Linked DNA regions of Homo sapiens: region 2 is linked to region 1. Evidence: read pairs that join two places in POLR2A ChIA-PET (ENCODE). Cell type or tissue: PC-9. All regions are shown on one strand. Links, peaks and the distances in the headings refer to the core of each region. The heading gives the core; the rest is flanking DNA.

Region 1 (9,936 bases), core at 739-8,738:
ATTAAACCACCAACAATTCTACGCTCTGTTGTCAACTCTATTACAGGTAAGATGAAAACATACTGTGCTAGTAACTGAGCAATTAAAACTTTGTAAACAACTCATTATTGCTCATGATCTGACATATTATTAAGGTAGTACAATTTGGCCATAATTAAAGTTACTGGTAAAGTTAAAATGGATGTACTATATATTTATTTTCATGGAAAGAGGCTAGACCTTAAGTGATAAAGAACTTTTGGTTATTACTCTTTTTTTTTTTCTAAAACACCACAACAATATTATTACCATTATTTAACACTAAATACTAAGACTGAATAAATTGTTCCAGTTATTCCTAAAGAAGCCAGTATATGAGCCCACTTAGAAGAGAATTTAGTCCATTTATAGACTGGCATTTTAATATTTAAAATAGCATTACATAACTGGTATGCTGCTACTCCACAATTACTAGAGAATAGAAAATTTAAGACGCTTAACCACACAGTACTACAATCTCCTCCAAGTCTTTGTTTTTATGCATTCAGAAGATGTATTAAGAAAAAATAGGAAATAGTTTACTTATGAGATCTCATGCATTGTGGGCCTGTACTTGTGTTGTAAGCTTCCAGCTGGGTTTAATTCTTGAGTGTAGCTAGAAATTAGGCACATCCAGATACCAATATTCTTTCGAAAGCATTAAAGTCTTTTAGACAAAGATTCCTATGAAATGTTATATGCCACTCCAACTCCACTGTCAACCATTGTAAACCCCTGTCCAGTGCCTTGACCTAAAAATGAGGTGAGAGAGGCCTATAAGAAAAAGATCATTCAGCAGCTCTTTATTCATCCTTTGTGTAAGGACGAATGTTAGGAGAAATTCAAAGAAAGATAAGATGGTGTGTCTGTACTCCTAAAACTTATACTCTGAATGGGACATTGGAAAAAAAATTAAGTAAATAACTGTATAAGACTTTAAAAAGCAATTCCATACTTCACAGATAAAGTAATAGCATTGGAAAATAAATACACATGATGTAACGTTAAATTGAAAAGTCAGCACAAAACTGAAAAAAATTATTCTTATATATAAATATTCACTCCGACAAAAAAGTATTTACAATGATTATACCCAGCTAAATACAGATTATATTTATTTTTGCTTTATACTTTCTAATTTTCCAAAATAAACATGTATTTTATAGTCAGAGAAAAGTTACTAAAATATATAATGCAAAACATAACAGATTCATTAGATAGTGTATTACAAAGTTCAAGAGAATGGTTCCATTAATGAAGTAATCCCTCCTGAACTGTGGTGGGTGGCCACCTTGGAAAATCAGTAGAATTCAGGAAGTGAGGAAGGAATAAGAGCATTCTCCATGGTGGAACTGTATGAGAAAAAAACACACATGAAAGAGAAAAACCTAAAGTTTTATTAATCCCTTTAGCAGAAGCAGAACTGTTTTTCACTTGAGAAGTTAGAGATCAAATTAAAAAGTAGAGAAAGTCCTTCAAAGCTAGGATAAATATTTAGCTTTTATCATAAAGCCAGTGAGCAAACATTGAACGTTTTTGAGCAGGAAGATAACATGATTATAGGTTGCAGGTAGGAACACCAATCATAAGTAGACTGCAAAATTGTAGATACAGTATGATTGCGACTATATTTTAAAGTGCAATTAAAAACCAAAATTATCAAAATAGAAAAAAATGCAACCTTCTGGTGGTGGAAATATTCAAAGAAATATACCAAAATGTTAATATTATATTAAAATGTTAATACCATAATATTAACAAAAATGTTAATGGTAGATATATTTTGTTAGTAAGAAGACAGGTGTTTTTCTTTAAACCACTTCTCTGAACTCTACCTTTTTGTTGTTGTTAAGTATGTAGTACTTTCGAATGGGAAATATAAATTAACCAAAATATTAAGTAAGTCACAGCTCAAAGATATGTGTTTTGGACAACCAGACTTATTTTTAGGCATGTGTCAGTTTACCAGGAAATGAGCTGGATACTGAATACTAGCTATATTGCAGCCGTATGGGTATGCTGACCTTAAAATAGGAAAAGGCCAGATTCCATTTACTCCACTGAGGCGTGCTTGGCAGCATCTCATGTAAAATAAAGTTGAATACTGAAGGGCCTAGTTATAACTCTGTATTCTCACTGGAGACATTTTATTGGCAGAAGGTTTTGAAACAACCAACCTCTTTTTTCATCAGTGGCAGAGATTCTGTTGTTGAGCCACTGGAATTAGATTAGATTACTGTTAACACACAGGAGGCAAAAGATAAGTAAATAAATTTAACCTGGTTTGGCAGGTAGACAGAGGGCCACATGGCCTATATTTCTTTTCTAGAAATTTGATCATGTTGGTATGGATATGTCTGACAATTCTAGTGACCATCCACAACTTCATTAAGAAAAATCCAAACATTGAAGAAGCAGCTTTTTTTTTCCTAGTAATAAATTTTCTCATGACTGTTTTATACATCAGCTTTGCCTTCTCCTTTTTTGGTTTCTAGGCAGTAGTAATGTTGGGGACACACTCCCCACCGGGCAGCTGTCCAACATACCATGGCGTCGGGCAGGGGTAAAGTACACAAACAATGAAGCCTATTTTGATGTTGTTGAAGAAATAGACGCAATTATAGATAAATCAGGTAATTGTGTGCATGTCATCTTATTTGGGGAAAAACAATTCATCTGACACAGATGAATAGAAAACTGAAGTCCTGGCCGGGCGCGGTGGCTCACGCCTGTAATCCCAGCCCTTTGGGAGGCCAAGGCAGGCGGAACATGAGGTCAGAGTTCGAGACCAGCCTGGCCAACATGGTGAAACTCTGTCTCTACTAAAGATACAAAAAATTAGCCGGGCATGGTGGCGCGCACCTGTAATCCCAGCTACTCGGGAGGCTGAGGCAGGAAAATTGCTTGAACCCAGGAGGCAGAGGTTGCAATGAGACAAGATCATGCCATTGCACTCCAGCCTGGCTCTGTCTCAACAAAAAAAAAAAAAAGAAGAAGAAAGGAAAAGAAAATTGAAGTCCTTTGGCAGTATGGTTTCGGTGGAAAGGCATTCATTATCTGATGATTTTTAAATCTGTTTGTTTATTTATTTATTTATTTGAGACGGGGTCTCACACTGTTGTCCAGGCTGGAGTGCAATCACATGATCTTGGCTCACTGGAACCTTCACCTCCTGGATTCAAGCGATCCTGCTGCTTCAGCTTCCCAAGTAGCTGGGATTACAGGCATGAGCCACCACACCTGGCTAAATTTTTTTTTTTTTTTTGAGACGCAGTTTCACTCTTATTGCCCAGGGTGGAGTGCAATGGTGCAATCTCAGCTCACCGCAACCTCCGCCTCCCGGGTTCAAGCAGTTCTTCTGCCTCAGCCTCCCGAGTACCTGGGATTACAGGCATGCACCAGCATGCCCAGCTAATTTTGTGTTTTTGGTGGAGATGGGATTTCTCCACGTTGGTCAGGCTGGTCTCGAACTCCTGAACTTAGGTGATCTGCCCGTTTCGGCCTCCCAAAGTGTTAGGATTACAGGCGTGAGCCACCGCTCCCGGCCCTGGCTAATTTTTTGTATTTTTAGTAGAGACGGGGTTTCACAATGTTGGCCAGGCTGGTCTCAAGCTCCTAACCTCAAGTGATCCACCTGCCTTGGCCTCCCAAAGGGCTGGGATTACAGGCGTGAGCCACTGCACCTGGCCCATAAATCTGTTTATTTTGCCCATAGGTTACATATAATTTTCATAACCACTAGTTGAGGTCTGCCAAACATGTAAATCAGAACTCATAATGCCTTACTTTAAGCCAATTATTACCCTATGTACCTCTACCTCTTGCTATTTATTCCTTCTAACATTTATTGAAAATCTGCTATATACCATGCTTTTGCTACTACATTATGTGCAGTACTTCTGGTAAAAGCCCCTATCTGATTATTTTTCACTTTCTTTTTTTTTTTTAAGTACAGGGTCTTGCTCTTTTGCCTAGGCTGGAGTGCATTGGCGCAGTCCCTGCTTACTGTAGCCTTGACCTCCAGCTCATGTGATCCTCCTACCTCAAACTCCTGAGTAGCCTATAGTCCCAGCCAATCAGGAGGTACACGCCACACGCCACCATGCCTGGCTAACTTTTATTTGTTTTTTTTGTACAGACAGGGTCTCACCATGTTGCCCAGGCTGGTCTTGAACTCCTGGGCTCAATCAGTTTACCTACCTCAGCCTCCCAAAGTGCTGGGATTACAGGCATCAGCCACCACACCCAATCTGATTATCTTTTTAACCAGACAAAACAATAGTACTCTATAAGAATCGTAAAATTTTATTATTAAAAATAGCAGCCGGGCATGGTGGATCACGCCTGTAATTCCAGCACTTTGGGAGGCCGAGGCAGGCAGATCACTTGAGGTCAGGAGTTTGAGACCAGCCTGGCCAACATGGTAAAACCCCGTCTCTACTATAAATACAAAAATTAGCTGGGCGTGGTGGCAGGCGCCTGTAAACCCAGCTACTTGGGAGGCTGAGGCAGGAGAATTGCTTGACCCTGGGAGGCAGAGGTTGCAGTGAGCCAAGATTGCACCACTGCACTCCAGCCTGGGTGACAGAGTGAGACTCCATCTCTAAAAAAACAAAAAAAGAAAAAAGAAAAAAAATCTAGTCCTTCCTTTACATTTATTTTACACATAAGGAAAGCCCAGAAGGGTTAAGTGAACTGTTCCAGGTCACACAACTTGTTAATATGTAATGATGGCTTATTGTGAATTATAGTCAATATCTTCTCTTCCATGAGTCCCCTTTTCATTATAACATTCCATCTTATAGAATAATAGATTTTTGCCAGGCACGGTGGCTCACACCTGTAATCCCAGCACTTTGGGAGGCTTAGGCAGGAAGATCACTTGAGCCCAGGAGTTCAAGACCAGCCTAGGCAACATAGCAAGACCCCATATCTATCAAAAATTTAAAAGATTAGCTAGGCATGGCTTCCTTAATCCTACCTATTCAGAAGGCTGAGGCAGGAGGATTGCTTGAGCCCAGGAGTTCAATGCTGTGGTGAACTATGTTCACACCACTGTACTCCAGCCTGGATGGCAGAGGGAGACCCTGTCTCTTAAAAAAAAAGAGATATCTTTCTATTATGGATCCTATTTCTTAAAAGTTAACTTAGTCCATTTCATAATACACTTGCCACATTTTAAAATTCTATTGAAGCCGGGCGCGGTGGCTCACACCTGTAATCCCAGCACTTTAGGAGGCTGAGGCGGGTGGATCACGAGGTTAGGAGATCCAGACCATCCTGGCTAACACAGTGAAACCCCATCTCTACTAAAAATACAAAAAATTAGCTGGGTGTGGTGGCAGGCGCCTGTAGTCCCAGCTACTCGAGAGACTGAGGCAGGAGAATGGCGTGAACCCGGGAGACAGAGCTTGCAGTGAGCCCAGATAGCGCCACTGCACTCCATCCAGCCTGGGTGACAGAGCAAGACTCCGTCTCAAAAAAAAAATTAAAAAAAAATAAAATTCTATTGAAAATGGTTTTGGTTGGTTTGTTTTATTTTGTTTTTGAGACAGAGTCTCACATTGTCGCCCAGGCTGTAGTGCAGTGTTGTGGTTTCAGCTCACTGCAACCTCCGCCTTCTACGTTCAAGCGATTCTCCTGCCTCAGCCTCCCAAGTAGCTGGGACTACACGCACACACCACCACGCCTGGCTAATTTTTTGTATTTTTAGTAGAAACGGGGTTTTGCCATGTTGCCCAGGCTGGTCCCAAACTCCTGAGCTCAGATAATCTACCCACGTCAGCCTCCCTAAGTGCTAGGATTACAGGCATGAGCCACTGCGTCCTGCCAAATGTTTTAAACTCATATCCAGTCATCTTACAGGGTTGGCTCCATAAAGGAAACAGTTTAATTTTCCTTAGAATTAGCATATTCTGGCTGGGTATGGTAGCTCACACCTGTAATCCCAGCACTTTGGGAAGCTAAGGTAGGCGGATTGCTTGAGCCCAGAAGTTTGAGACCAGCCTGGGCAACATAACAAGACCCTGTCTCTACAAAAAAAATACAAAAATTAGCCAGGCGTGGAGGTGCATGCCTGTAGTACCAGCTGCTTGGGAGGCTGAGGTGGGAGGATTGCTTGAGCCCAGGAGGTTGAGGCTGGCTATCATAGCACCACTACGCTCCAGCCTGGGTGACAGAGCAAGACCCTGTCTCAAAAAAAAAAAAATTATATTCTACAGTGGCATACCTGTAGTCTCAGTTACTCTGGGGACCAGCTGGGACTAGCTAGTCAGACTTTATCTCTTAAAAATAAAAGAATTATTATTATATTCCAGCCAGAGTTAAGTATGGACCTTGTCCCCTGACCTGTTAATAGAGATGTAAAGCTTCAGTTAATCTGACACCCAGAGGGTATCTCTATTGTTCTAGATGTAGTGATTGTTGGGCTAGGTGTCATGGCACGCACCTATATTCCCAGCTATTTGGGAGGCTAGGGCAGGAGGATTACTTGAGCCCAGGAGTGAGGCTGCAGTGAGCTATGATCATACAACTGCACTCCAACCTTGGCAACAGAGCAAGACTCTGTCTCTAAAAACAATAAATAAAAATAAAAAGATACAGTGATAGGTCTAGTGAAGACTCATATTCCATTGATGTTATCTTCCTTTTTTTTTTCTTTCTTCAGGATCTACAGTCTTTGCAGAAATTCAGGGGGTCATTGATGCTTGCATTAAACTATCTGGAATGCCTGATCTCTCCCTTTCTTTCATGGTAAGTTTTATTCTCCTGTTTTATAGCCCCTTGAATGCCTAATACATGTGAAGTACTAAATGAAATGATAAATATTGAGATAAGTTTGCATCTTAGATTGCAAAGGATTATCTCAGAAATATTCCTAGCAGAGTTTCCTAAGACAGTCGCTTACATGATGAGCGTGGTCTTTGTGGAAAGACTAAGGGAGGTCTTTGCCTGAGTGTGCTAGAAGGGGCTTAAAATTGGCTGGCTGGCTTCTGCAAATATCCAGTATCATTTTTACTGAATAATTATTTGCTTTGCTGATATGAAAGGACACTGGTCTTTTGTATCATTTTAGAGTCAGCATGATATACTGCTAGGAACAATTAAGAGAACTGACTTCTGGTGTTGTCACCAGTTTGCTCTGACCTTAAGTCCTCTGAACCTCAGTTTTTTAATCTGTTAAAGGGAAATAATACTACTTGCCTTTTCTCCTTTATAGTTATTGAAATTCAAATAAAATAATGTACATAAAATATTTACAAACTTTAAAGCATTATGAAACTATAAGGTTGTGTAGATGTGGTCATAAACTCTTCCATGACTGCTTTATCTTCAGGGAACATATTTGTCAAGGTATCTGAGTACAGTTCCCATATTCATTATAGTCTATGAACGACTGTCTTCTGTTTTTCTGGCAGAACCCTAGGCTTCTGGATGATGTCAGCTTTCACCCCTGCATCCGGTTCAAGCGTTGGGAATCTGAAAGAGTTTTGTCATTTATTCCTCCAGATGGAAATTTCCGACTCATATCATACCGTGTCAGCTCACAAAAGTATGTTGATGCATCAGCCAGAATCTGCCATCATACATATCAAGTACAACTCACCTTTCCCTGTTTCTTTCTGAAAGTTGAGTACTTGAGGTCATCACTGCTCACTTTAACCATAGCTCACCAGGAGACCCAGTGAGAACGGGTGAAAATACGCACCTAAAATAATCCGTATACTTTGAATGTATGAGTGTAGAGTGGTACTAAGTGAGACTAGAGTAAAATCTATAGCCAAGAACAAGCAAACCATACATAACCTGGGCAAAAATTGTGGTACCGGTCCTTTGCAAGGTTATGCATGGTCAAATTATGGCACTGGTTCTTTGCTCAGGTTATGCATGGTCCATTTTGCTCTGCTTCTGAAAGCTGAGTACTTTGCAAGCAGAGCAAAACGGACCATGCATAACCTGGGCAAAACCATGAACCATTGCCATAATCTTACCATAGTCTGTAGAGTTTGTGGCCAACAAGGAGACAGACCTACCTGTAGTTCGTGAGGACATTCCCCAATTTACCTGCTTCAAGTACGTCTTCTCTGCGTTGAGTTTTTAAGGAACTGTTTAGCATTGAGGGGCCGGGTGCAGTGGTTCACTCCTGTAATCCCAACACTTTGGGAGGCCAATGTGGGCAGATCACTTGGGGTCAAGAGTTCTAGACCAGTCTGGTCAACATGGTGAAACCCTGTCTCTACTAAAAACACAAAATTAGCCAGGCGTGGTAGCGTGTGCCTATATAATCTCAACTACTTAGGAGGCTGAGGCATGAGAATCACTTGAACCTGGAAGGCAGAGGTTGCAGTGACAGATCACACCACTGCACTACAGCCTGGCCAACAGGGTAAAACTCCATCTCAAAAAAAAAAAAAATTTAGCATTGGGGATCGGAGTTATAGGTAGTTTGTTTCTTGAAAATACCAAAAGTTATTTGAGTAACATCATGACAGAACTCAAAAACAGAGAAATTATTTCTCGGCTCTTTTCTTTTCCTTTTTTTTTTTTTTTTTTTTTTTTAAGCCGGAGTTTGGCTCTTGTTGCTCAGGCTGGAGTGCAATGGTGAAATCTCGGCTTACTGCAACCTCCACCTCCAGGGTTCAAGTGATTCTCCTGCCTCGGCCTCCCAAGTAGCTGGGATTACAGGCATGCACCACCACACCCGGCTAATTTTGTGTTTTTAGTAGAGGCGGGGTTATTCCATGTTGGTCAGACTGGTCTCGAACTCCAGACCTCAGGTGATCTGCCCACCTCAGCCTCCCAAAGTGCTGGGATTACAGGCGTGAGCCACCGTGCCTGGCCTGTTTCTTGGCTCTTATCACATAGGAACTGTTTTCATTTATATAAAACATATTTTACATTATTTTTCAGTGGGATCATAATTCATTTTAAACTAGGGCCATTTGCCCCAATTGTTTTTGTTTGTTTGTTTTATGTTATTTTGTTTTGTTTGTTTGTTTTGAGACGGAGTTTCACTATTGTCACCCAGGCTGGAGTGCAATGGTGTGATCTTGGCTCACTGCAACCTCTACCTCCTGGGTTCAAGCGATTCTCCTGCCTCAGCCTCCCAAGTAGCTGGGATTACAGGCACCTGCCACCGCGCCCAGCTAATTTTTGTTTTTTGTTATTTTTTTTTTTTATTAGAGAGGGGATTTCACCATGTTGGCCAGGCTGGTCTCAAACTCCTGACCTCCAGTGATCTGCCTGCCTTGGCCTCCCAAAGTGCTGGGATTACAGGTGTGAGCCACTGCACCCAGCCACCCCAATTGTTTATACTGTTATTAAACTTCAGATTTCTGTCTTGATTTGTATACAGTTCCCAGCACAGTGGTACAAGAACATTATGCTGTACTCAGCTCCCCCTTGTGTAGATACTGAATCTGCAGTTCTAGAGGTACTGCCATCTTGGTATCCTTGGAGGACTGGTTGCAAAAATCAGCAGATGCTCGAGTCCCTTACATAAAATGGTGTAGTATTTGCATATAACCTATGCACATCCTCCTGTATACTTTAAATCATCTCCAAGTTACTTGTGATAGTACACTGTAAACACTGTGTAAATAATTGTTATACCATGTTGACTTTTTATTTTTATTGTAGTTATATTGTTATTTTTTACTTTTTTTTTTTTTTTTTTTTTTTTTTTTTTTGAGATGGCGTCTCGCTCCTTTGCCCAGGCTGGAGTGCAGTGGCACGATCTCAGCTCACTGCAATCTCCGCTTCCCAGGTTCAAGCGATTCTCCTGCCTCAGGCTTCCAAATAGCTGGGACTACAGGCATGAGCCACCACACCCAGCTAATTTTTGTATTTTTAGTAGAGACGAGGTTTCACCATGTTGGCCAGGCTGGTCTTGAACTCCTCACCTCAGCCTCCCAAAGT
Region 2 (9,936 bases), core at 924-8,923, 260 kb after region 1:
TGTTCCTCTCACAGCAGGCACATGAGACTGGTCAGGGTTGTAGTCCTGTTTTACATTTGCCCCAGGATACTCCTAGGGGACTCCATGGCAGCCCTCCTCTGTGCTTGTTCTGACCTCTCAGGGTCTCCTCCACTCCACCTTCCATTCATGAATAGAAAGTTTCAAGTATCAGCCTGGAGGTCAGGAAGCAAGTTGCCTTGAGCACTTAGGAAGGGCACATTGATGATCAACTGATATTCAAAGTTGCTTCTGCTTTGGAGATGGATGACAGAAACTCAACACTTACTGGCATCCCCATGTATGCAATCTCATTGCCCTACCCCACACTGGGACTTGGGACCTGGCTCTCACCCAGGTGCTTTGAGATAGGAAGTGGCCTTACTCTCCACTTTACCTCCTGTTGCCCTGGGGAGGGGTAGGGCATGGTGCTCTGGCACTGCTACCCTTTCCCTTGGCCCTCTCTACCCTTCTCCCAAGAGAACTGCTAATGCTTTTCCTTTAGGGCTTCATGCCCTCCCATTCCCTAATCACCCCTACTGGGCAGTCTGGTTCCCAAAGCAGCTCTCAGGGCTGTTGGGTCAGGACAGGAGGGGAGCACTCCTGGAGAGCTCTGCCCCACCCACCCCTCAGGGAGGCAGCTTGGGAGGCTGGGACACCTCTCAGCCCCCTCCTCTGGCAGAGCGAGCCTGCTGGCGAGGGAGACCCGACTCCCAGTGGGCGTCCTGCTGTAATCAAGACTGAGTGGCAGCCTCTGGCTGAGCTCCACCCTGCCCAGTTGGGGCTGGCCTCAGCCTCAGGGGACAGCTGCCCAGGCAGGTCAGGAACCTGCCCAGCCTGTTTGTCCCCCATCAAGACAGTTATGTGCCTCTGTCCCACCAACTTGTGATGGTGGGGACAGGAGAAGGGATGGTATCTCCCTCTGCCATCCCACAAATATTTACTGAGGGTCAGGGGCTGAGTGTACAATGGTGAACAAAAGGTGCAGAGGCCCCGCTTTATTGGAGCCTACAATTCAGCGGGAAGCTAGTTTTTGTATTTTTAGTAGAGACAGGATTTCACCATGTTGGCCAGGCTGGTCTCGAACTCCTGACCTCATGATCCACCCGCCTCAGCCTCCCAAAGTGCTGGGATTACAGGTATGAGCCACCACGCCCGGCCCAGCAAATGTAGTTCTAATTAGGCACCAAGTACTATTCTAAGTGCCTTAGACCATTTAATGCTGACAGGCCTATGAGGTAGGTAATATTATTGTTCCCAGCCGGGCGAGGTGGCTCATGAAGCCACCTCTGTACTACATACATACTTCATTACTTCATGTATGTACTACATACATACTTCATTACTACAACATAATGAAGCCCCGTCTGTACTAAAAATACAAAAAAATTAGCCGAGCGTGGTGGCGCGCGCCCATAATCCCAGCTACTCGGGAGGCTGAGGCAGGAGAATCGCTTGAACCCAGGAGGTGGAGGCTGCAGTGAGCCAAGATCGCACCACTGCACTCCAGCCCGGGCAACAGCGCAAGACTCCGTCTCAAAAAAAAGATTCAGTGACTTACCCCAGGTCACAGAGCTGATCAGTGAGTTGCCTAGAAATCCAATCCAGGCAGTTTGATGCAAGTTCACGCTTAGACAGCTATGAGATAGCTCTACTGCCCCTTATACCAGTCAATGCATCACTACAAAATGTGGTAGGTGCCAGAAAATAAAAGTACGAGGGTGCCTTGCAAGAAAATGGGGATTTCCCCTTTCTTCCACTTTCTCTTCTAGCCCCCACTGCACAAAGCCTTTTCAAGTCTTCCTACTTCACCCCTTTCATTTCTGGCCGGATAGAGAATACTCTTTCATCTCTGCAGTTATGGTGCAGGAAGGCAGAGTCCTACCTGTATCCTTGCCCCTGGCCTGGTCTCCCTGATCAACCCGCGCCTGAAGGGTTTCTTTCTAATAATGGCCCTGGTGCTTGCGCAAGTCTAGACTGTCAGCTCCCAGAGGGAAGGCGGCTGGCAGCTGGCTCTGCGCAGGCTGGGGGCGCCTCCCGGGCGTGCAGCCTGGCACAGGCTCCTTGACCTTGGCTCTCTCCCCACGTGCTAGGAGCCCGGTTGGGGGCTCGGGACCCGCGTGTAGGACCCGTCCAGAGAGGTCAGTGGTCCAGACTCCTACACTCCTAACACATGCACCCTCGCATGCACGTTCCCGAGCCCGCGCGGGGTCCGCCCCGGGACAAGCCCATAAGTCGCGAACCTTCCAGCTCCGTCTGCCCAGACAGGTGGCCCGGAGCGGGGACCCCCTCCCCTCGGCTGCCCCGCGCGCCTGGCCCAGCGAGGGCGGCTCCGGGGCGGGGCGGGGCCGGCGGCGGGAGGCCCCTCCCCGGGGGCGGGCCGGGGGCCGGGCGGGGGGGGGGACTGGCGGGGCCTGGGGGCGGGGCGGGGCGGGCGGCGCGGGGGTGTCCCTCCCTCCCTCGCTCTCCCCGGTAAAGTCTCGCGGTGCTGCCGGGCTCAGCCCCGTCTCCTCCTCTTGCTCCCTCGGCCGGGCGGCGGTGACTGTGCACCGACGTCGGCGCGGGCTGCACCGCCGCGTCCGCCCGCCCGCCAGCATGGCCACCACCGCCACCTGCACCCGTTTCACCGACGACTACCAGCTCTTCGAGGAGCTTGGCAAGTACGGCCCGCCCGCCGCGGTCCCCTGCCTGCCCTGCCGCCCGGGAGCTATGCGGCTTCTCGCCCCGCCCCCCGGCCCTGCACCGGCCGCTGCGGCTCCCCCTCGGCCGCCCCACCCCCGCCTTTCCCGCCCGCCGCCTTCGGTCCCCGCGCCCCCCGCGCACTGCCCCGCATCCCCCTCCGCGCCCTGCAGCAACTGGCGGGGCCGCTGCTCCCCACGCGCCGCCGCGGACACCGCAGACCCCGGACCGCTCCCGGGTGCCCTCCAGCCCCGCCCCTCCGCACCCTTCAGGCGCCCCCCTCCCGACCACCTCCCAACGCTGCCCGGTTGCTCACTCCGCACCCTGAACCCAGGTCCCACGCGCCTCGCACTCAGGACCCTCCCCAGCCCTGCAGCCCTAGCTCTGCTGCGGAGCCCGGGCGTGGGGGGGCTGTTTGGCGCCCGGCCCCGCCCCCCGCGGGTGCCGCTCCAGGCTCCCAGCCCCGCGGCTGGGCAGTGCTGCGGCACCCCCGTCCCCTCCCCCCACCCCTGCAGTGGTCCCGGGAGCCGCGCCGCAGCCTCAGCATCCCCCTCCCCTCCGCACTGAGCTGGCCGCTGCAGCAGCCCCGGCCCCCCACCCCCACCCGCGGCGCCGAGCCCGGCCACTGCAGCCCCCGCCCCGCCCGCCCCCCCAGACGTTTCCAGAGCTCAGAGTGCGAGCTCCCGTTTGACGGGGACGTCAAGGAAAATAGCATGGGAAGGGGAGTTCTTGATGTCTGACTGTGTCCTCTCTTCCCTTGCTGTCAGTTGAGCCGGGATGCAGTGAGATGAAACCGGCTGTGGGGGGGTTTGAGCCTCACTTTGCCCCATGGTTGAGGGAGATTTCTCTTTCAGGGGATGATACCCTCTTTTTAATCTTTCCTTCCCCGACCTTCAACTGTTCCTGCTGAGAGAAGGGCAGGGTCTCTCTGCTCCCTTCTGCCCTGGTTCTCTTGGCCGGGACCGCAGGGCTGTCTGAGATGCAGCAGGTGTGTGTTTTCAGCATCGCCCACCCGCTCCTGATGTGCAGCCTGAGGTGGAGGCTGTTGCCTTGCCCAGGGACTGGATGAGGGGGTGGGAGCGCGGCACGCCACCCACATCTGTTCAGTGTCCTGCGGTGGCCGCGTCCTTTTGCCTCATGTTGGATGGTGGTGGTCACAGCGCCGGTGTGTGTGCATGTACGTGAGTGTGACTAGAGGTCTGGTGGTGGGAGCATCATCGTCCCCAGACTTGAAGTGTGTCTGTGTCACTCTGCCCTGCTCCGTGTCCCAGTTCTTTTCCCCTTCTCCCTCCAGGGGTGCTTTCTCTGTGGTCCGCAGGTGTGTGAAGAAAACCTCCACGCAGGAGTACGCAGCAAAAATCATCAATACCAAGAAGTTGTCTGCCCGGGGTGAGTGTTCCCTGTCTTGACCTCTTCCTGAGGGTGCCTCCAGGGGCCATGGTTTCTTTTGAGGAAGCCCCAGGAATTGGGGGTTGTGCGTTTTAGCACTTGGAGAGGAGTTGGAATTTCAGACTGGTTGGACTTTGTGTCAGGCTGAAGCCAGAAAAGGAGTTGCATGGGGGACTGGAAGCGCCCAGGTACAAAAGAATGAAGGAAGAGATGCAAGTAGCTGCAGTGGCCCCCAAAGGCTCAAGGGAGTTCGGTCTTCAGGGAGGTGGAGGATATGGGGGTAGTGGGTGGTACAGAATGGGGAGCTCTTAATTTGGGGCATTTGGAGCCTCTCCCTTTGGGGCAGTGGTGGCTACTGCAGGCCTTTCCTGGTCCCTGTGCCCCAGTGGTGACTTAGGATGGAAATGCAGTAAGTGAGCAGCTCTGACAAAGCCAGCCTCCCCTGCCCACCAGGCGGCAGAACAGACTCCCAAGGGAAGGGAATCTGTAAACATCAGGGGAGGCTGCTACTGGCGAGGGCTTCTCAGGAACAAATTCTGCCAGATGAACTTGATTGCTTTTTTGATCAAATTACAAAGTTGGTGGTGCAGCAGCAGATGTAGTCTGTCCTGGGTGGAGGGTGATGCCTCATGGTCTAGAAATCCCAAAGGCCCGGTTTGGGCAGGAACTGCACTGCCTCCGAGTCTGAGGAGCATAAAGGCCAAGGCCTTGGGGCCTCACTTGCGAGATCCTCCCAAGTACCTGAGGCTTGGAGGGTCAGGGCCTGTCTTTCACACCTTGAACCTACACTCTCTGAACTTCCTATTGGGTACTTGCCAAACTCACCTCATCTGATAGGTGTAGACCCAGCAATGTGTGAAGTGCTCTGGGAACAGGTCTGGTGAGTACAGAGGTCAGATCTCGGAGGGCTGCAGGGTGCAGCTGGGGGACAAAGGTTGTGAAACTCAGAGAAAGGAATTAGGGCTGGGCAGTAGGATGCCATAAATATATTAGGAGCCAGGACACATGCCCTGGGGAAGACATGGGCTTTGGCCAATAATGACACGGGTTTCTCTGGGATAAGAGACATAATAGATGTCCCAAATGCTTAGAGAAGCTCTACAATTCCACGGGCTTCTGTCGTGTTGGCAGTTGTTCTGGGACCTGTTTAGCAGGGCCGTGTCCACTCCCTGACTGGGGACTCTCTCTCCATCCCTCTAGTAGGGCACTAATTGCTGACTCCCATCCAGCTCCATCTCTTGCTGTTCGTGTACATTGCCTATAAAGTTGGACTTGTTTGTTTTCTTTCTCTCTGGGTACCTTGAGTCTGAGGATGGTTGCCATAGAGATATGTGGGCAGTCAGATACCCTGGAGTGGGGGTGGGGGGGACAACAGGGGCTGGGCTCTCTGGCAGACATCCTCTGGCCAAGGATGGAAGGTGCAGGCAGGAACAATGGCTTGAGGCTGGATACCTCTCTTGCCCACACAGCAGAGCCCTGGTGCATCAGAAACAGGGCTGGCATCTGGTGTCTCCAGTTGATGATGCAATGCTTTGCTCTCTTCATCTCACCAGTGTCCTCTGACCCATGGGTAAGAGAAGGAGAGATGGCTGGGAGCCGAATTCTGGGATGTGAGGATAGGTGATGTGGTGACTTCCTGCAGCTGCCTGACTGGGGCTTTCATTTCCTACTCCTTCCCTACCTGCGTAAATTTCCATGACCTGTGTGATAGCCTCCCTTTCCCTTCCTCACCTCCTTTTAACCTTGTCCCATCTTTCCCAATGGATATCTTTCCCTGGCCAAACTGGATGAGACTTGATTTCTCGTTGATTTTTTTTTTTTTCCCCTCAAGAAGAGGATTCTTGTGTAAAAGTATATGCTTCAGACAGCAACTCCCCCTCTCCCAAGATGGATATGCCAAGACTGGGCTCTGTTGTGTGGCCTCATGTGCCAGGTTGACTTTGGGACAGAGGCACAGATGATAGGCACAGATGCCAGCCAGAGGGGTCAGAATGTGTAAGTGCCAGCCAGTACTGTGTGGAGGTGGGAAAGTGGAAAGGGGCTGTCTTGGAGATGGAGGGAACAAGGTGGGGCTGGACTATAGGTGTGGGCATGGGAGATGTGAACTCCTGGAGAGATCTGGGCCAGGGTAGCCATGGGCTGGTTCCCATGGGGTTAGGGAGTGAGGGCCATGGCTTCCCTGCAGACTCTCAGTTTACACTATATATTTTATAAAGGTGCAGCCACTGGAGCTGGGTTTCACTCATCGCTGTCTGCCTAGGTCTCCGCAGGTGTTGGATTTCTGTGTCTGGGAATGTCGTGGGCCCACCAGGGTCATCTGTGAAGGTCTGAAGGGGCTTGCTGTGTTCACTGGGTCTTCCTGCCTCCTGTCTTTCTTGTTTGTGATTCTCTGGGCTACAAACTGAAAAGATAAAAAGAGGGTATAGAGCTGTTTCTCCTTGGCATCCCTGGTGAGGTGGCTAGGAGTCAGGGAGAGGGATCACCTGTTCTTCTGGGGGGGTCCAATCGAGACAGGAAGCCTTCTTTTGGGCTGTTGTGTCTTGTCACTGTGGCCTCAGAGGCCCACATTGGCGGCTAGGTTGCAAGGTGGGGAGTTCATGCGGATATGCGTTGAGCACTGTCTTTGTCTGCGGGCCTGTCTACATAAAGTCACTGAAAGTCACATAACGTCACTCCGTTTGCTTCAGAACCGTGATAGGAGTGGAGCTGGGCTCTTAAGGGAGCCCATGGTTCCAAGCTTAGCTCCACTAGGCCGAAGGAGGCATTTAAAATAGGCTTGGATGCAGGAGCTAGTGGGCCAGGTGATGGCAATGATAAGTCGTTATTTTAAGATTTAAGAGCACCCCCCTCAAGGAGCCTGAGCCCTTATGTCTTTTTTTATTTTTAAATCTTCATATTCCCTTCTTATCTTTATTCATATGCATACAGATTTTCACCTCGTGGAGCATAACATTTTATATCCTGCTCTCTTTGCTTATATCCAAAGCATTTCCCCCATATTACTACAGTTGAAGGGCAAATGGTCCTTTCTTCTACGTCGTTTAGGATTTATCCCTAAAACAATCAGCATCACAAGAAACTTCTGTATATGTACCATTTATCTGGATTCCAGTTGCTTTTACCAAGATAGATACTGGGGTAATGCCCTTGGCCTTACTAAGAGATGCTACCGGAAACAGTGTTTTGAAATCTGTTATAATACTTTAACATATTTATTTAATCTGTACATTCCGTGTGAAGAAATTTCTTTTGAAGCTAAATGTAAGCAAAAGCTTTCCTCTTTGTGAGGACCTGAGAGGTGAGGGAAGGGTCCTTATGTGTTTCTATACTTCTGCATGGGCAGGCCCTAGCGAAGTGCCTGACGTATGCCAGCCACATACACATTAAATGAATGGGTCAAGAGGACTATGTAACCAATCATGGTTGCCTTTTGGCTTTGGCTCCTAGGAAACTCAGAGTCAAGTTGCCAGAGCCCTTGTACCCTGCTACAGACTTGGGTCCTCCCTTTCTGATCCAGGGAGCCAAGCTGCAGACCTGATACGGCTGCTGGAAGAGAGGACAGATGAGGATAAAGACCTGTGCTTGGGGCATAAGGCAGAGTGGGAGATGTAGGCAGACATTTAGCTGATGATTCCTCCTTCCCTGTCACTAAATGGCACTATAGGGCCACTGTTGGGATCTCTTCCAGGTAGTGATTTTCAATTTTAGTGTGCGTAAGGATCACCCTGAGTACTAGTTTAAAAAATACAGACTTCTGGGCTTTAGCCACAGAGATTCTGCTTTAGGAGGTCTAGGGTGGAGCTGCAGAATCTGCATTTTTAACACATGCTCCAGTGAATTTCATGCAGGTGAGGCATGAGCCACTCTTTAAGAGATGCCACCTAAAATCTGCAACAACAGTTGCTCTTGCCATGCCCTCTGGAATTCAACAGACACACCTTGGCCCATCCTTCTCCAGATTGTGTGTCTGCCACTATGTGGCCATCTGTGCACATGGGCTGTTCTGTGATTAGGGGCCTCGTTCTGGGCCTCGGGATTGGGGTGTCTGTGTCTGAGGCTGCGGCAAGCTGGGTGGCTCGGGTTGTGGCATGTTGGCCACCAGAAGGGTAAAGGCTGTCCCTTTCTGGGTCCAGCTGGCCCTGGGGACTGAAATGGGATCCCCTGGATGGTGCCAGCTGAGAGTCCCCGCCCCCTTAGTGTTGGCCTGAGTAGCCCCCATGACATTTGTGTCCCCTGTGGTATCTCCAAGTGAGACTTTCCTGTTAAGGATCTGGGTGAAGTGAGGGAAAGAGAAGGGAGGGGGAAGCAGTAATGCAGGGAGTGGGAGAAGGAAGAGAAATCCACACAGCACTGGAACACAGGCCTCGAGGAAGCATTTAAGGAGGCTGTGTGCGAAACCATGCTTTCCTCCTGAGGATAAAACAGGCCAATTTCTGTAAACAGAGAAATGGGCATCCTGCATATCAGTGATGGAGCGCCTCTACTTTCTCTCCTGAAGGGATGGAAGCCGACTGCAGGTCCCTCTGTGCAAAGGCTTCTGCCAGGCGGCTTTTGTCACGCGGTCACGTTGAGCTGTGGGCCTTAGCACACACAACACTGGCCTGTCCCCCTCCCCTCCCACCTGTCTTCCTAGAGTGACTTGGGGTGCTGCATCATGGTGTGGGGATGGAGGTGGGAAGGTTGCCCTGTCCTGTCAGGGAGGCCCCTGCCTTCTTCCTGCTGCTTCCTCTGGTCCCTTGTCACCATACCCTTGTTCGAAGCTGTGCTGAAACCCTAGAGGTGAGTGGCTGACCCCATTCTCTGCTGAGACTGGAGATAGGGAAGGGGAGGCTGGGTGTGACCATTCCTGCTCCCATCTGTATGCTTGCTGCTCTCTGAACAGCTTTGGCAGACCAACAAGGGCCTGATCCCATGGGTGCCAAAAGGGTGGTGACAGGAGGAGATGGGCACTTTGCACCTCTTGAATGCCTCTCTGCAGAGCCCCTTTGTCACCTACCCATGGCCAGACAGATCTGCCGCAGGACCGCTGGGGAAATCAAAGCACAAAAGCTTTGTCTGGGGTCTTTTTTTTCTTTTTTGGTTTTGTGCTGCAGGTGCCCATGACTTTGCCAGGGCTCAGACCCAGCGTCCTCAGGCCGTGTGGCCTCCACCCACTCCTTGGCGCCTTTCTTTAAAACACAGGTTCTGGATACTTTGTTCCTGTGATGAATCTTGGCATATCACCTCACACCTCTCCATCTAGGCCCCAAGCTCCAAGCCTGGTGGAGCAAATCCCTCCTCGTTGCTGGCTGAGGCCCCATTCCCGTCTGTACCCACCTCTCTGGGCTGTGCGGTGGGGAGATTTCCAGCCACTCCTCCCCAACACCATCTCCGCTTCCTGGGCCCTATCAGCAGCAGCCGCAGCTTCCCATCTGCTCCCCTCTTTTCTCCTCCCTTTCTTTCCCTTCCCCCCTGCTTGCTGCTGCCCTGGGAGGAGCTATTTTTAGGGGCTGCTTCCTGGGATGTTTTACTTGGGGCTGGTTACCATGAAGGAAATGTCACCAAAACAGTGGGCAAAGGCTGCAGGCACCGGGAGCCCTGCCGGGGGGCATGGAGAACAGACGGCTGACCCTTTTCTGGCCCTTGAGAGCAGCCAGAGTGCCCCCAGGCAGAGCCTTGCCTTCTTGGGGCTTGCTAGTGACCCCTTGGGGATTTTCTCTGTCAAAGCTGATTGAGGGCCTTTTCGCTATAGGGCATTTCTTGGAGCCTCTCGCTTCCCTTGCCTTGAGATCCAGAGGCCAAAGTGGGGCTCAGGTCTTTGTGTCACCAAGTTAAAACTGCTTGAGTGAGGGTTGAAGATAAGGGGAGGATGCTGGGTACATGCACAGAGCC

Evidence for each region. ChIA-PET counts read pairs that join two places held together with the same protein. Peaks named below come from ENCODE experiments on the same cell type or tissue, not always from the same donor. Only the 100,000 strongest peaks of a DNase experiment are listed, where the experiment ranks them.
Region 2: POLR2A ChIA-PET joins it to region 1 with 22 read pairs; 3 of 35 experiments call an interaction of 5 or more read pairs at or near these places.

The regions. Positions count from the first base shown.
Region 1 is chr10:74,126,742-74,136,677 of GRCh38, reverse strand. AP3M1 (adaptor related protein complex 3 subunit mu 1) reads left to right here. Exons shown (of 9, transcript NM_012095.6): 3 at 1-46; 4 at 2,514-2,651; 5 at 6,686-6,771; 6 at 7,437-7,570. Among named protein-coding and RNA genes, the nearest start is that of AP3M1, 19 kb to the left of the region's middle. In PC-9, for the core only: no CTCF peak of the experiment used is centred there; no DNase peak of the experiment used is centred there.
Region 2 is chr10:73,867,118-73,877,053 of GRCh38, reverse strand. It overlaps CAMK2G (calcium/calmodulin dependent protein kinase II gamma), which reads left to right and starts at 2,499. Exons shown (of 23, transcript NM_001367534.1): 1 at 2,499-2,657; 2 at 3,971-4,065. The coding sequence starts at 2,593. RefSeq lists an enhancer at 1,777-1,886 and silencers at 2,107-2,386, 2,397-2,556, 2,617-2,786, 3,047-3,106. In PC-9, for the core only: CTCF peaks have their summits at 4,233 and 4,450; DNase peaks (open chromatin) are centred at 2,513 and 4,853; H3K4me3 peaks cover 4,383 bases; H3K27ac peaks cover 4,867 bases.